2 separate regions of the Mus musculus genome follow, and region 1 is linked to region 2. A link is a loop called in an ENCODE intact Hi-C map of the cell type or tissue named here. Cell type or tissue: left cerebral cortex. All regions are shown on one strand. Links, peaks and the distances in the headings refer to the core of each region. The heading gives the core; the rest is flanking DNA.

The links. Hi-C counts contacts between places; a loop is a spot of excess contacts. Peaks named below come from ENCODE experiments on the same cell type or tissue, not always from the same donor. Only the 100,000 strongest peaks of a DNase experiment are listed, where the experiment ranks them.
Region 1: a loop joins it to region 2, with 2.7 times the contacts of the local background. A loop is called at or near these places in 3 of 42 quality-filtered maps.

The regions. Positions count from the first base shown.
Region 1 is chr1:89,844,863-89,852,851 of GRCm38, forward strand. The region is part of intron 16 of Agap1 (ArfGAP with GTPase domain, ankyrin repeat and PH domain 1); the gene reads left to right. Among named protein-coding and RNA genes, the nearest start is that of Gbx2, 82 kb to the right of the region's middle. In left cerebral cortex, for the core only: no CTCF peak of the experiment used is centred there; DNase peaks (open chromatin) are centred at 4,505 and 5,192.
Region 2 is chr1:89,658,053-89,666,041 of GRCm38, forward strand. Agap1 (ArfGAP with GTPase domain, ankyrin repeat and PH domain 1) reads left to right here. Exons shown (of 18, transcript NM_178119.3): 7 at 5,609-5,736; 8 at 6,982-7,137. Among named protein-coding and RNA genes, the nearest start is that of 4933400F21Rik, 22 kb to the right of the region's middle. In left cerebral cortex, for the core only: no CTCF peak of the experiment used is centred there; no DNase peak of the experiment used is centred there.

The DNA.
Region 1 (7,989 bases), core at 1,940-6,939, 190 kb after region 2:
CTCCAGGCTCTAGCTTTCTACTCTGCCAAGCACTGACTATGCCAGAAATGCATTCCCCTGAGTGCTTAGAGATGGGTGGGGGTCCTCCTCCTCACAAATAGGGCAGCTGCACTACCATTGCTCAAGTCAGGACTCCTCCCCGAGGCTGTGGCGATGTGGTGTGATGCTGGGGCACCTTGACAGCTGACTGTGGAGTCTCTGAACTTTCAGACAAGCTTGAGAGCTGGAGGCTTACTTGTGCCTTAGGTAAAATTATCCCAGGAAAGTTGTTTGCTTTGTTTCATTTTGGGTTGGTTTTTTTTTTGGGGGGGGGGGTCTGGTTAAATTCAATAAATATCACCAAACAGGGAGTGGGGAAGGACGAAAGAGAAAGAATGAATAAAGGATCAGGAGTATCATGGCAGGTGGGCCCTGTTGGGACCCGCTGAGGACATTGGCTCCAGGAGGTCACAGCATGGCTGGTTTTCAGGAGAGAGGCGTAAGGGGACAAAACCGCCTAAGCTAAGGCCCTGCCTACAGCACACGTGTCCAGCAATGTTGCCACCTACAGGGCTGGACTCTCCTCAGAACAAGAAGCAAAGATGGGTTTATTCTGGGAAGCTCTTAAGCCCAGAGTAGCTGATGTCAGAAGGATTCGTGTAGTCTGTGTTTGTGTTTGACCACATTCTGTCAGTTCATCATCCAGGGAAAGCTGAAGTTGGCAGCAGGGTGATTCAAAAAGGCCAACCCAGAACAAGCCAAGGGCTGCCTTGGTTCCCAGCCTTAGAGACAGCATCATAAATGAGAAGTAGTGCAGCCCATGCACAGCACGGTAGCGATCCCACCACCTGCCTCCTTACCACCTCCCACTCTTCCCCCAAAGAGGAACAAAAGCCTGGAAGTCTTGGCTAGGATCAGTCTGGGATTCACCCCAAGAGAATAGACACCTAGTCTGGGTACTGCCTGTCTAAAATGCCACCCACCCTCCTACCTTCTCACTGAGGACTCAAGGCCAGTTAGTAGAAGCATCGAGGGCCTGAAGTTAATCTCAAAACGAAATAGTTTAATAAATGTTGGTGTTAGTTCATGGAAAAACCAAGTGTCACTCTTTGAAATGAGGGCCCAGATGTTTTCCCGCTGCATCTGGGTCTGTTTCAAAGTGATTCGGGAGATGGATCTGACTCTAGAATGTAATGGAAACTGCTGCACACATACACACACTTAACACAGACATACATGCACCCCAACACACATACATATACACGTATCTCAATACACAAAATACACACATGTGCCTAGACATGCTTACATGAATGCACACACTCTTGTGTGCAGGCACACACACATAGCACTGTGGAGAAAGAGCACACACGATATCTTTCTGCAAAGAAGCAGCCAGTCCCCTGAAATAACCATGCATCGGCATTAACCATGGCTACAGGCAGGCTGGGAGAACAGGCGCCTGGCACAGCTGGCTGGCCTTCTGCCTGCCGTCCCCACACCCCTATTAGGCCAACTCTGGATAGCCTATAATTGGTTCCAGCAATCCTCAGCCGCCCTGAGAACTGCCGTTCAAACTTGAGGAGCACCGTGATCAATCGGAGCTGACGACAGCTGAAGCAGTATTGACTTCCCATTCCTAAACAGGGGGATCATTAGTCAAGGAAAGCATCTTTTAATTACTCCCAGGAAGGAGGAAAAAAAAATCTTTTTGGATGGATTCTGCAACAGCTGCCATTTTTTTTCTAGTGCATTCGATATTAAATTTATTGTCGCAGGAGGGGAGAAGATGCCCTCCACCCCTCTGTAATGGGGGTTTGATTTGGAGAAAGTCATGTTAGAGGGGAGATCGATGTGTGGCAACAATTAACTACATCTGGGCTGGAATCAGAACAGGCCCCCCCCCACTATTGATACCATTTAAGCACACACTTAAAATATTGATTGTAAATGGAGGTGTTAGTGGCAGTAGAGGCAGCAACAGGGGAGAGAATTATCTGGAGTTGAGGCTAGGAATGGGGGTGTGCTGTATGACTCTCAGTGCACATGTTTGTGTGTCAAGCTGTGTTATAGACAGTTGGACCAGCTGAGTCTAGAGCCACCAGGTGTGCAGGGGTCTGGGTTCCAATGTAGAGAGACTAATTGGCTGTCACAGGAGGGAGTGCCGAGATCATTGGTGAGCCTTTGAGATGAAGGGGAAAAAAATGTCCACATTATGGTAAAGCCATAATTATGAGTCAAGTGACTGCTTATGCCATGCACAGAACACAGCGTGGTCACCTGGCACCTAGGTGTCAGGTGCTCTTGTTGGTACACTCCCCCACCCCCTCCCACAGGTAAGATGAAGCTCTGGAGTCTGTAGCACACGTAACTGCAGGCCCCTGTGACACCTGTCCTCGGGGTCGTGTTTCCTGGGCCAGCCCGCACCGTGCTGCCCTGTCTCCCTTCTCTGCCCTGCCCTTTCACACGGAAGCTCGTCATACTGGCTTCGGTGGAGGTGGTTCTCCTACCAGACGAGGCAGAAGCCAGGGGCTTGGCACTGTAGCTGACCCCACTCTACTTCCTATCTTTGTCTCCCTGATGGCATCCACCCCGGGAGGGTCAGCAGGGACCATGCTATTTACATTTTAGTGCAGGTAGCCTCCTGTTTACACGGTGCTTGGCACCTGCTGGCTTGGGCTGGGAGATCGGAGGGAGTTGGACCGCCAGACCGTGTTTTCAGTTCCAGGAACAGCTCACGAGAGAAACTCCGAGCACAGCCGAAATCACCCATTACCACTCTGCTGCCTCTTGGAAGGGACCGTTGGCCTGTTTAGTACACATTCTCTGAGCATCCTCCCCCACCCCTCTCTCGTTATACGTAACTCCATCTCCCTGCCTAAACCCTCTTCTGTCTTTAACCTATAAAGAAACGTGGCCATCGATAGGAAGAGCAGGGCCCACATCAGAAACCTGCGTGGGAGAAGACTGGCCACACTCTTCCAGACCTAACCAGTCCGCCCGGCAAGGGGAGTCCCACTTCCCTTTGATTCTGCAGGGCCACTTTCATCTTATTTATGCACACGGAGATATTGATAAAGGCGAAATGTATCCAAACTGAAAATAATTGGATCCCCGCAGCTGACTCGGAGATATTAAAAGCAGCCCCACTTGGCCACGTCTTTGTCTTGTTAGGTTTGATCATAGGATCACAATATAGTAATCTCAGGCTCAAATTTCTGGCATAAAGATGCGCTGTTCTAAATGTGGCCTCAGGGACATGACTGCCCACGCGGCCCCGGGATTGTCTCGTCTGATTATTTTTCAACAGTTCTTGGCCTGCTGAGGTCAATGTTTTGTGTCTTTTGAGTGTTCCTCTATGCTGGACACTTCTCTCTATTCTCTTTCTTAAAAAAAAAAGAAAAAAGAAAGAAAAACTGAAGGGGGGGATCGGAGACGGAAAAAAGGCCTTTGCTGGGCTGACCAGAGTCCATCTGCAGTTGGGTGGCATCTGCTCCCCACATGTCACTTCCCTCATTAACAAGCAATTGAATTAATTAAATGCTACTCAGAACACGCATAACAAGCTACCGGCAGTGTCCAAATTAGCACTGATAATCAAGGCTGATTCCCTTTATTATCTTCCTAAGTGGTGTGCACACTCTGCGCTCCCTGTCTGCCCTCATCTATTTACATACCCCAGCTTCTGCCTTTGCACGGGGAGGTGATCTTACCTAGTTAATTTGCCACGATCACCAAGCATGGCGGATTGATGCCTGCCCGGCCACCACTGCCACAGCGTGCCTGTGGGGGAGCCCCCTCCCCGGTTGCCCTCCCCCAGCCCCAGCCTTTGTAGCTCACGCTCCCTGATAAATTAAAGGCCACCCCTGTGGTCTCTCAAGTGAGTAATAGAGGCAGAAATTTCATTTTGCAACTGGCTGATTTAATGATCCGAAGGGTAATTAATGGCCTGATTATCTTAATGTTAAATATGTCCGGCAGCAATTACTGTGACCTCCCGCTTGTCAAGGTCCGGGCTGTGCTCTTCTTTCAATTAAGTTCTCTGGGGCTTAATGGCATGAATAAACTCCTCTGATTCTATCATCCTGGACGCAGAGGGTTCAGGGAGCTGGGGGCTCGTTTGGAGTTTTAATCAGCCTGTCTTCTCTGGCGACCAGAGTTAACAGTTATAACAAGGGCAGTTTAACTTTCTGCTTTGCCCACGCAGACCCCTTCGCACGCGTGCACGCGACGCACATCTTTTATCTCGGTTATTTTTCCCGTGTTTATTTCAGTGCTCTGAGGGAGAAATCTGTTTGTGGAGGAAGCCGCTGTGCTCCTGAGGGTTGTCTCTTCCAATATAAATTACCATGTGAACGCTGTGGTTTTTCTGTTTGACAGCCTTAATTAATTGGCAGGAGCCCCCGAAAATGACAGTGCCACTAATTGCAACTCAGAGTGAATTTCTGTCACCACCGCGTGCCTGTCGGCGGCCGTGCCCCAGCTCCAACCACAGAGTAAGGCCACCCTCCTTGTCCCCTGTGTGTCCGGCACCAGCCCCGGCATGGCCAGACTCCCAAGGAGCCGAGGCTCTGCGGGCACGCATCTACTCAGAGGAGTGACATTTACTGCCAATAAAGTTTATACATCCACGGCTCTGCAGACCCAACAGCTGCCTGGGGAACCTCTGCTTTTACTTAAGATATTTAGCAACTTCTCTTAGCAGCCAAGTTGGAATCCGACCGAAAGTGCCATAACTCTCGGGGCAGCCCTTCCTGACTGGACGGGGCCTCATTAGCACATTACTAAATATGCGTGAGTTTACTAGAGCACTGGCCCGGATCCCAAAGATTCCACTATAAGTATTAAGCCAATTAGGAAAATGTACAGATGAGGAGTGCATTAACAGTGCCTTAGAAATAATACCTATAGATTACAGTGACAAGGCACAGAGCCGAGCGAGGCCAGGCAGCTTGGAGGAGATTTGTGCTTGGACAGCGAGCTTCTGACAAGCCCCGAACAGACCAGCCCCTATCATGGGAAGGGTAGTTGGAAGAAGAATCTTCTAAGCGGAACCATAAAGGGTTTCCGTTTACAGAAGATGCCTGACTGGCATTCGCCTTTGGACAGGGTGGTATGCAGGGTTTCTTATGCCGCTCCCCAGAAGCCTGCTTATTTGTCTGATGGCTGTGGGAAGCCAGTATGAGCTGGAAGCCAGCCTGGCTGCCAGAGAGAGCATCTTGGGTTGGAAATCTGTGTTGTTGCCTCTCCGAAGTGTATCCATGGAAACAGTTGAGGAGCTTCTGGGTGTTAAGATTTGCAATCATGGCTGGAGGATGCCTCTCGGGCACCTCGGCCAGTTGAGCCTCTGTCCACTTGGGAGAGCTTGTGGAGGAAGGGGACAGAAAGGTTTTAACTGTTTTAGGCTTGAATTACACACCAGCCATATACTCCAAAGGCTCATGTCTTTCAATGCAGTTTTGTGGTTCCACATAGGAAATGCTCCTCTCCCTGTGTCCATCACGGAAGGGCAGGAGGAAGAACTTCCCCGGTGTCCCCAGAGCCCTGTCTACTTTTTCTGAGCACAGAGACCCTATGGCCTGTGGTTTGCAAACCCGACTCCTGGCGCTGCCCTTAGTCCTTCTGTACCTGTTCCTTCTCAGCTCTGCAGCTCAGGAGAGATCACATCCACACCGCAGCTAGAGACACTGTGGTGTTAGCAGTGGCCGTGACTCAGCCCAGCCAGGTTTGCACTTGGTTTCTCTGTCCTTAGCTGTCCGTCCTATGTCTGGGTGTGGGCATTAGTAAGCTCCTTCTATATGGTGATATGTCCACGGTGCCTTCCCACTAATAAACTCTCAAAGCCTCACAGCAGTAAAGGAAGAAAAAACAGTGAGGAACCGTTTGTTTCTGGTTGCTCTCACATGGCAAGCCTCTGCTCAGGAGTCAGGAGTCTGCATTCTCTACAGCCGGTACTGATCTTAAGTTCTCATGCAGAAAATTTAACCGAGAACCGTGAGCCACTGGTCACCCGGCAGAGGTGCTGGCTAAGCGTTCCACATGGCTACACCCTGTTCCTGCCCTGGCCTCCCTCTGCATGTGTCTCTGACCCAACTCCCTTTGTAAAAACGTGGAGGCTGCTCTTCACCCACTGTTGTATCTATATGATGAAATGTGGAGCCTGCCGGAGGATTCATAGTTCAGCATCTTCTATGATTCTGGTTTTCAAAGCCAGGGTGTTTGATCCTTTGTAAAATGAAACTAGTCATTATACCTACCCACTTAATCATGCAGACTTAATGCTAACAGAAAACAATATTTATGAAGTTTCTTATCTAGAAAGTACGCTGGACTTTGTTCCTGGATCCTGCATGCTGCTAGTAAGAGAGACAGGTAGCCTCTGTGTTCTCTCCTGGGTGCATGGAAAATGTTACCGGTGTTCTGCTCTGTGTCTGTACACTGGCTTAGCAGCATCAGTACCATCTAAAAAGCACACACCCTCGAGATGCACCCCAGACCTGTGCAGCTAGCATCCCAGGGGTAAAGTGCAGAGAGATGCTTTAACCCTGGAGGTAAGCTTTTGTTTGCATGATTAGAATGCCGATAGCCCTGCCTGTGGACTATCTGTTCTTTGCCACATGTTAGTCTGGCCCCACATATCCAGAGAATCATCCAGCAAGAGTTACAACCACTACTAAATAGAAAGTTTGCAATAAGTATGACTTTTCCCTCAGAGTTTCAGCTAAGATTCCAGGGAGTGGCCTCAGGGTGGTGGAGCATGTGTCAGTAACATTTGATCCACTTGTAGCAGCCCTGTTGGATGTACTGTCCAAGCTCAGGATGTCCTGTATCCTCAGACACCATCCTTAGCCCAGTTGATTCCAAACCATTCTCCCCCAGAACTGACCACCATCCTCTAACAGATCTACTTGCTATCAGGATCATTACCTGAAATGTAAATGCATTTTTTGAAGTATTCCAATAGAATACCATCCTTGATTATTGAAATAAGTTATGAACAACTGGATCACTGAGAGCAACTAGAATATTGTTTGTTTTTTTGGTTTTGATTTTAAGATAGGGTTCTTATACGTAGCCCTGGCTATCCTGGAACTGTTTTTGTAGACCAGGCTGACCTCAAACTCACAGAGATCCACCTGCATCTGCTGCCAGGTTGCTGGCATTTAAAGCATATGCCACTATGTCTGCCTCTGTCTGATCTTTTTAAAAGTTACATTGAGGGGGCTGGAGAGATGGCCTAGTAGTTAAGAGGTCCTGAGTCCAATTCCCAGCAACCATAAAGTGGCTCACAACCATCTGTAATGGGATCTGATGCCCTCTTCTGGTGTGTCTGAAGAGAGCAACTTACATTAAAAAAATTTTTTTTAAGTTATACTGAGGGGATGGAGAGATACTCAGTAGTTAGGAGAGTAGGCTGCTCTTTCAGAGGATCATAGTTCAGTTCCCAGCACCCACTTTGGGTGGTTCCCAGCTGCCTTTAAATCCAGCCCCATAGGGTCCAATGTCCTCTTCTGGACTGCACATATGCCCATGAGGTACCTATACTCACATATGCCCATACCCACCTAAACACAAAATTAATATAAACCTTTAAATTGAGGTCAATTTTGCATATGCATTGCACACTTCTTAGGTGTGCTGCCAAGTCAGTTTTGACAACTGCGTGCGTTTACCTTTTCATGGCCTTTTCTATATCCCTGGAAGTTTCTTCCTCCTCGCCCTCCCTGTTCAGGACAACTGTGCATATACTGTTTATTCGCACAGGTTAATTTCATCGCTTATAAAAATTCCTATAAACAGAATCATGCGGTATGCATGTGTATCGGTTACTTTTCTTGTTGATATAATGAAAGTACTCAAGAGGGAAGACCTTGTTTAACTTACGGTTTGAGGGGATGCCTTCCATCATGACGAGGTAGACATGCCGTTGGGCAGCCCGGTGGTGAAGGCATGCGGCAGTGTCTCATGCACATCTTGGCAGATCAGGAAGCAAACCCAAACGTCCAGTGC
Region 2 (7,989 bases), core at 1,573-6,572:
TCTCAGCTCATAGCTCCTGCTCTTCCCACTCCTTGGTCGTCATCTGGAGCCTCTAGGGCAGCGGTTCTCAGACCCTAACGCTGCGACCTTTTAATACAGTTCCTCAGGTTGTGTTGAGCCCCAACTATTAAATAATTTTCATTGCTATCATAGTCATAATTTTGCTGCTGCTATGAATTGTAATGTAAATAGTTTTGGAGAGAAAGGTTTAGCAAAGAGGGTTGCAACCCACAGGTTGAGAACTGCTGCTCTAGAACCTTGTGGGAATTGATTTGAGATCTCTGGGTGTTCTAGAAGAGGTGGCAAGACTTGTGTTAAGGTAGGGCTATCACAGGAGTTCAGAAATCCACCCTTAACCCATATAAGGCTTGTGTGGCCAGAGTCATTGAAAACCTACTCAGAACAATGTCTTAATCTCAGTATCGCAATTGATTTGTCTTGGAGAAGATGACCCTGCAGCTTGGGCCCTGGGCTCCAGTTAGGGGTCCTTTAGGCTTCATCTCTAATCAGCCATGGGAGGCTGAGGGCTTGGTCAGGGTGTTGACTGAAGATGGGTTGGGAACATCTCTGGTGGTTGGGCCAGTGGTTTTCTGTGTCTCCTGCTCCTGCGCAGGACCAGGGGCTGCTGCACAGGAGGCTAGGACTGCAGAGGAAAGAGAGGAGGTTCTGGGCTGGCAGCACAGTGAAGTCAGGTGTTGGACTGACTGTGGTCCTGTCATTTTAGAACACAGGAAGGCCTCGCAGGCTCTTTCAACAGAGTGCCATCAGCATTGAGAGTGGTTACTAAGGCATGAATGTCCAGGTTCCTCCCCGAAAGAGAATCTGGAGCTTTGAGAGGCCTGAGGACCAGAGCCCTGGAAGCACCTTGTGAGAAGCCAACAAAGGAATTGAGTTCCAGGCAGAGGGGTGGTGAGGCCAAGGACCTTGTGTGTTTTGGAAGCCTAGAAAAGAAAGGACTGGACAGGATAGTCAGCTACACCAGAAACTGCCCAGGGCTCATGTAGGAACATGTGGTCTGACTTGCAGGCAGCTACCAGAGACCCTAAGCACCACATGAGGTCACAGAGCCAGATCAGCTCCTAAGGTATAGGGGTCAGAAGTTGTGGGTGGGGGTAGCCACAGACAAGGACACAGACTTGAAGGATGCTGCTAGAGGGGGGGGGGGGGGGGGCTATGCTCTGCTTGGTTGACACACTGTTGTCTTGCCAACAAGCTTCCTTTGTTTATGTCACTGTATATATATTAATATTAGTCATAGAAGGCAGAGTTTATTTGGGCTTACAGTTCCAGAGAGATGTTTCTGTCATGACAAGCAGCAACAGGCATGGCAGCTGGAGTAGGAAGCTGAGAGCTCACATCTTGAACCTCAAGCACAACAAAGCAGAAAGAGAAAAGAACAGCATGAATCTTGTAGACTCTCAGAGTCTGGCTTGAAGGTGTGCTCAAACAAGGCACACCTTCCAAGCCTCTTTCCCAAGCAACTCCACCACCTGGGTACTAAGGTGTCAAACGACTGAGACTATGGGGTACATATATCATTTAAATCACCAGAGTTATTTACACGAGTACCCTTAGAAACAGAGAAAGGGCTGGAGAGCAGGGGATCCCCCAGCTCCTGTCCTGGGTCAATGTAGGCTGGGCTGGAGGTCCTGCCTGACTCTTCCAGGCATGGTCTGAGCTGCTGTCCTCCTCTGTCTGTTTTTTATATTCATATATGTGGGGTTGTTGTTGGCTTATTTGAGATCAGATCTATATAGTTCAGGCTGGCCTAGAATTAGTTTTCCTGCTGCCTCAGTCTTTCAGGTTCTGTAAGACCAGTGAGGTTCCACTGGGACCTCTTTATCTGCTGGATAGAGTGAGGTCATAGCTCTCCTACCATGCTCAGCCTTCAGCCGGTAGCATGGTCACAGGGCTGTGAGCAGAGGGCTCACTCTCCTGGTAGGACCAAGGTGGCTGATGCTTTTGTGTGGATGAGCTAGTAATGTCTGGAAGAAGATGGGTTGTTTGACTGGGGTCAAGCAGAGCAGTCCATCTCAATGTTTTTCATGCTTCCATGTTAAGTAGAAAATGTACAGTTTTGGGAGAAGCAAGTAAGTCCATGTTGGGTTTTGTTATTACTGTCTGTAGCTCTTAGTAGTTGCAGAATGGATATAGGTTTCAGTTTAAGGATTATATTAACCCAGATTAGGATATTGTACCCCCCGCCCCATTCAAGTCCAGGCAGAAAGCTTTTGACCCCTGTTCAAGTCCAGGCAGAAAGTTACATTGTAGAGGAAGCAACTTTAAAGAACCCCAAGTACCCCAAGGAGGAAGTGTTGGGATTCTGTGGTAAAGGGCAATGGTCATCTTGTCCTAGGTGACACTTTGAGATGGAGCATAGCCCATCATGGTAGAATCCCACCAAGCATGAATAATAAATCTCAACAATAATTTAAAAAAGAAGTTCATTTTGGGCTTGGGTGTTTGTGTACTTGGTACAAAACATGAGACGTTTACATGCGTGTACTGATGATGTAAGATATGTAACCGTGTTTGTTGAATGGCCAAGGTGCTAGCAAAATCAAAGAGAATTAGATCACCCAGCCAGCGGTGTCTAGGGTTATATCTGATTGTTGTAAACCTAACAGCATTTTATTCCAAGTAGCAGCAATAATTAATATTTTCACGGGGGCAGGGCCTGCCTTTGGTCCCTGTGGCCCCTGCTGTAGACTGGTAATTGGGGAGGGACCAAGCAGTCACCTGATGGGATCAGACTTGCTCAGTTTCCCACATAGTCCCTTGATGGTGGTCATGGTCCTGTAACCGTCTGCATGGTTCCTGCATGGAGTATTCTCGGTACTTAAGGAAAAGCTTCATCTGAGGCACCAGGCGAGCTGTTTCCTCCTTGGTGCACACTGCAGGAAGCAGCAGCCGCCATCAGTGGATATGTGGCTGCTAGCAGGAAGTTACTACATAGTTAATATTCATTTTTCCCTTAGACAAAAAGGGTGTCAAGGTGTCTTACAACACAGGGACAGCCCTTCTTCATCTTCCCCTTTTCTCATTTGATTCAGCCTTACCCAGAATCCTCTTGTCTGGCATTCAGTAGATGTGCCCTCTTATGTTTTATCTTTACAAAGCACTCACAATATCATAGAACAAAAAATTTAAAAATCATTTTCTTTCCTTTATTGGTGTAAGTTAGAAGGTCTAAAGAATAATAGTGATGAGGATGTAGGTCAAACAGGAAATAAAATTAGTAAAAATAACTGCTGCCAACTGTTTGATGCTATGAGTCTATGTTTTGATGATTAAGGTTGGAGGGACAGACACCATGGGGGCAGAGGCTTTTACCTGTAGTGTGCAGCCACACTTCATGCCGCCCATTGTGGCCTCGCTTTGAGCTGTGTTCTTTATTCTTGAATATTTTCCCAGTGCCTTCTAAGAAGGATGGCAGGGATTTGCATTCGAAGTTTCACACAATGAGTTTCCATGACATACTTGTCTCAGTTTCCTAAACCTTCCCTCCTCGTGGAAGACCTTCACCGCAGGTGTCGAGAGTGCACAATTGAGCTGTTTTGTGCCTCTCCTCTAAGGTCCGTGGTTAAGTTCATCGTGGGTCCAGGTTGGTGGATCTCGGGCTGAGAGTAAACCAAAACGTTGGTTATCTGAACCTCCTTTTGCAAATGATTAGTCGCCCGGTGCATTCGTTACTTTCCTGTTGCTGTGACAGAGGGCCTGACTAAAAGAGAAATGGGGGAGAGGGGGTTTATCTTGACTGACAGTTCCAGAGGGGATAGGGCCCATCATGGCAGGGAAGGCATAGCAGCAAGAAGATGAAGATGGACTGGCGGTCAGGAAGCTGGCTGATCACGTTCCATCTGCAGGAAGACAGAGAGCAGGAAGTGGGACCAGGCTAAAAAAAATCCATATCCTTCAACAGGGCTCCACCTTGTAACTCTTCACGAACCTCCCTGAACAGCAGTACCAGCTGGGTATCAAGTTTCCAACATCAGAGCAAGAAAGGGCCGTTTACATCCAGACCACAGCACCGGACACTTGAGAGTTGGGGTTAATTTGGGGGTTGAAATTGCAGGACCTCCATGTGACAGCGTGCAGTTCTTGGACACTGACCTTAGGTTTTTCTTTTCGAGTGCACGTAATGATTTTTCTTAAGATTGTCTAATACACATTTTCAACGGTACCTGATCAATACACCAATGGCTTTGAAATGACGGAGTGCCACGAAATTCCTCTGTAATTTAAACATGATTAGCTGATGAAGGTTATGATCAATACGTGGCGGGAAGATAAATTAATTGATATCATCCTTTCAGGATGATGAGAAGCCTTTTGGAGGTGGGCCATGACTGATGAAGCGGCTGCTTCGTCTCTGGGAACCATTTTTTATAGATTGAATTTCCACATAGTCACATTTAACACTATCATTCCTTTGCATAGAAGCCATGAGCTGTGGACACACCAGTTTCTGCTTAAAGTTGTGTTCATCTGGAAGTGAAATTGTCTGTGAACACCGCGTGGTCTGTTTGTTGTAACCATGAGTCCTAGAGGGACAGAGTGCCTCTGAAGCTGTAGCAGTGTGTGCAGAGCGAGGGCTGGGAAGCTCCAGGCTTGACCCCAGTTCCTCCCCAGAGAAATGCCTCCACATGGTTGCTACTGGAGCTGTGACACCTATTGGTGTGAGAATGGCTTTCTAATCGTTGATGTTCCTTGCAGTTAAATTCAATATGCTTTATCAGCAAGCCTATTTGCTGAGAGAAGTTATGGCTGGTTGGATTTATATTTGTATTGATTAAGATAAACTTCTAGTGTCTGTGGTAGTATGTTAGAATTAAAAAGAAAGGATAAAGAGTCCTTGATGAAATTACTCTGGTTTGAGTATATAATTCTACAAGTGTGTTACAGGTCATTCTTTCCAGAAACTTTCAAAGGGTTTCTGTTTGATTTTCCTTTTTGGGGATTACTCTTACATCAAATAACTGCATACTGTTCCGTGATGAGGATAATCCGTGGTGGCCGTGTACCTCTTGCTACACATTTGTGTCCCCTGAGGTGTGGTCCAAGTAGGCAGGCTGAGGCCCTCCCAGGAGTCAGGACTGGTCTGTTTTACACCCTATCTTACTGGTGTGGTTTTCTTTCTTAAGACACCTAATGGTCCTGGTGGCTGCTGGCACCAGAGCCTCACCTGTCCATTTCAAAGAGAACAAGCAAAAAGACAAAGAAGAAAGAGACAAAGAGAAGCTCTCACCTGAGAACAGGTCCTGAGAGCCAAACGAGCTTCCAATTCTCATCCCATTGGCCAGGGCTTGCTTGTGTCCTGGTTCATTTGGCTAGGGCTTGCTTGTGCTCTGGTCTGATTGGCTAAGGCTTGCTTGTGCTCTGGCCTGATTGGCTAGGGCTTGCTTGTGCTCTGGTTCAATTGGCCAGGGCTTGTTTGTGGGCCATGATCACCCTGGGAAATGTCATATTTATCCTGCTAGTCAGGTGTCCAGATGAAACTGGTAGATGATGAAATGGCAGGATCCAGGGATCATCAGAGGTCCCTGTTGTTCATCTCATACACGGCCGGCAGCCTCACCTTGATGTCTCCTGTCTCTGTGTCTACTAGTTGCCCAGAAGATCGTTGCCACAAGGAAGAAGCAGCAGCTATCCATAGGCCCCTGCAAGTCCTTACCCAACTCTCCAAGCCACTCGTCTGTGTGTTCTGCCCAAGTGTCCGCGGTACACATCAGCCAGGTACTGGAGGTGATGCGGGAGGTGAGGCAGTGAGCGGGCGCCAAGGAGGACTTGGGGCAGGGAGGGTGCACAGCCGTGCCAAAGCTGTCATCCATCTCTTTTTTCTTTTTTTTTCTTTTTTAACTTTGTAAATAACAGCATGTCTGTAATTGACTTCCCATTTCCTTCAGAAGCTACTGTGGCCAAGTGGGTTTTATGGGAGTCAGTCTTTAATGTTCTCTCGCTCTGCACAATGCCTGCGTTATGAGGCATGCTGGCACAGGGTGGTGCCAGGTGTGTGCTGCTGTCTTTGCTGTTGATTGAAATCACTGGCTCTGCTCTTGATAGGTTTATGGCGGCAACAGTTGTGAGTAAATCTTACCGGCTCAGGAACACACTTAAGCGTAGACCTGGTGGTCAGCTACAGTCACCATCTCCTTTAGGTCCTGTAGAAGCTGGTAATATCCCCCAACAATGCTTCACTAAATTATTAATTTGGAAGCAAAGTACTTGTCACAGGAATCCACCCAGAGCCTCATTAAGGAGCTGGTGAATTGCTGGTCCTTGTTTTGTGATCAGTTGTCCTTGAGTGAGTGTCCCATTCCAGACACCCAGTGTGCCCGGAAAGCCGCTGCCCTTGTGCATTTACCCCCTAGGATGGGCCAGGATACACCTGAGCCCCTCCACCATTGGTGTCTTCAGTTAGGACAGTCCTCTGATTTCTGAGGTTCATGTAAGAGTGGCTGCTTGTTGTTCTGAGAGCCCTTTTCCTCCTCATCCCAGGAGGAACAGTGAAGTGACCACAAGGCCATTTTTAACTGTGCCTTGTTTTTCAGAGAAAGAAATATTGTGATTCTTTTCTAGGTTTTGTTTTCTTTTTTTTTTTCTCCAAAGTTCACTGCATTGGTACTGACCTGTAGTCTCAGTGGTCTAGAGACCGAGACAGGAAGATTACTTCAAGTTCAAATCCAGTGTGGGCTACATAGTGAGTTTAGGTCACCCTAGGCAACAGAACGAGGCCCTTTCTCAAGAAATAGAAATTTTCAAGCCCCGTTATGGAGACCTGAGTTCCCTTTTCTCAAAGTAACTCTTGCTTCCAACGGTACTCGGTGCTAGTAAAACTGGTCCGGTAAAGGAGCTGACACCATGTCTCATGATAAGAGAGCTTCTTCATGTCACTTTCCATTTTCCTTGCTGTGACCCTGTATGGGTGTTTTTGATGCTGTTTGATTGACAGTGCATTGCTTTTGTTTTTAATTTTTACAGACAAGTAACGGAGGTGGGAGTTTAAGTGACTACTCATCCTCTGTTCCTTCGACCCCAAGCACCAGCCAGAAAGAGCTTCGGATCGACGTCCCTCCCACTGCCAACACTCCAACGCCTGTCCGGAAGCAGTCCAAGCGCAGGTCCAACCTATTCACAGTGAGTGTCTGTCCTGGGGACCCACGGTGTTGCAATGTCACTGGCGTCCTAATCACACGTCTATCCTAGGGTCCCATGATGTCAGCAGAAACCAAGCTAAACTGATGAGAGTTGCAGCGACTCTCGGAGTCTGAGGAAATTGTGAGAAGCAGAGACTTGGTTCCCGAGCAGAGTAGGAATTTCCCAGCAGGGAGCGAGTGTGAATCCTGAGGAGATTGTGCGCAGTCTTTACCCTCCCAGGACCTTCACGGTCTCACGCTAAGGACTTGCGTTTGATACAGAGATGGGGAAGGTCTTGGGGAGAATTTCCATTTGCATCTGACCAATCAGACCTTAGCTATAGCCCTATTCACCTGTTGGGGGCTAAGAACTGACCCCAGGGGTGGGCACGGGCTAGGACTCGCCTGTCCTTGAGTATAGCAACCCCCCCCTTCTCTCTCTCTCCAGGGTTTTTAGGGATTCCTGTCACGAGCTTCTCCTCAGAGCTTTTTTAGAGTTTTTAGGGATTCCTGTCACGGGCTTCTCTTGGGTTTTCCTCAGAGCTCTCCGGGAAGTATACGGGATTGAAACTCTGAACTTTGGTTTAGAAGCTGAGTCTAAGGTGGGGCCTGAACGTGCAGCTTTCTAGGCCTTTTGACCCGTTGGGTGCAGATGCTCCCTGCACTACAGAAAAGGCAAGCATACCGTTTTCTGCTTCTTATGTCCAGCAGACATCACCAGTTAATCACGGATGGCTTGGTAGTTGAGCCCAGAGGTACTCTGGTGTGGTTTCAGGAAGTCTTTCCCTGGCCAGCTCTGTACAGTATCTTTGATTAAAGCCCGTGCAAACCGTTTGGCCTCCGGATTTGGTTG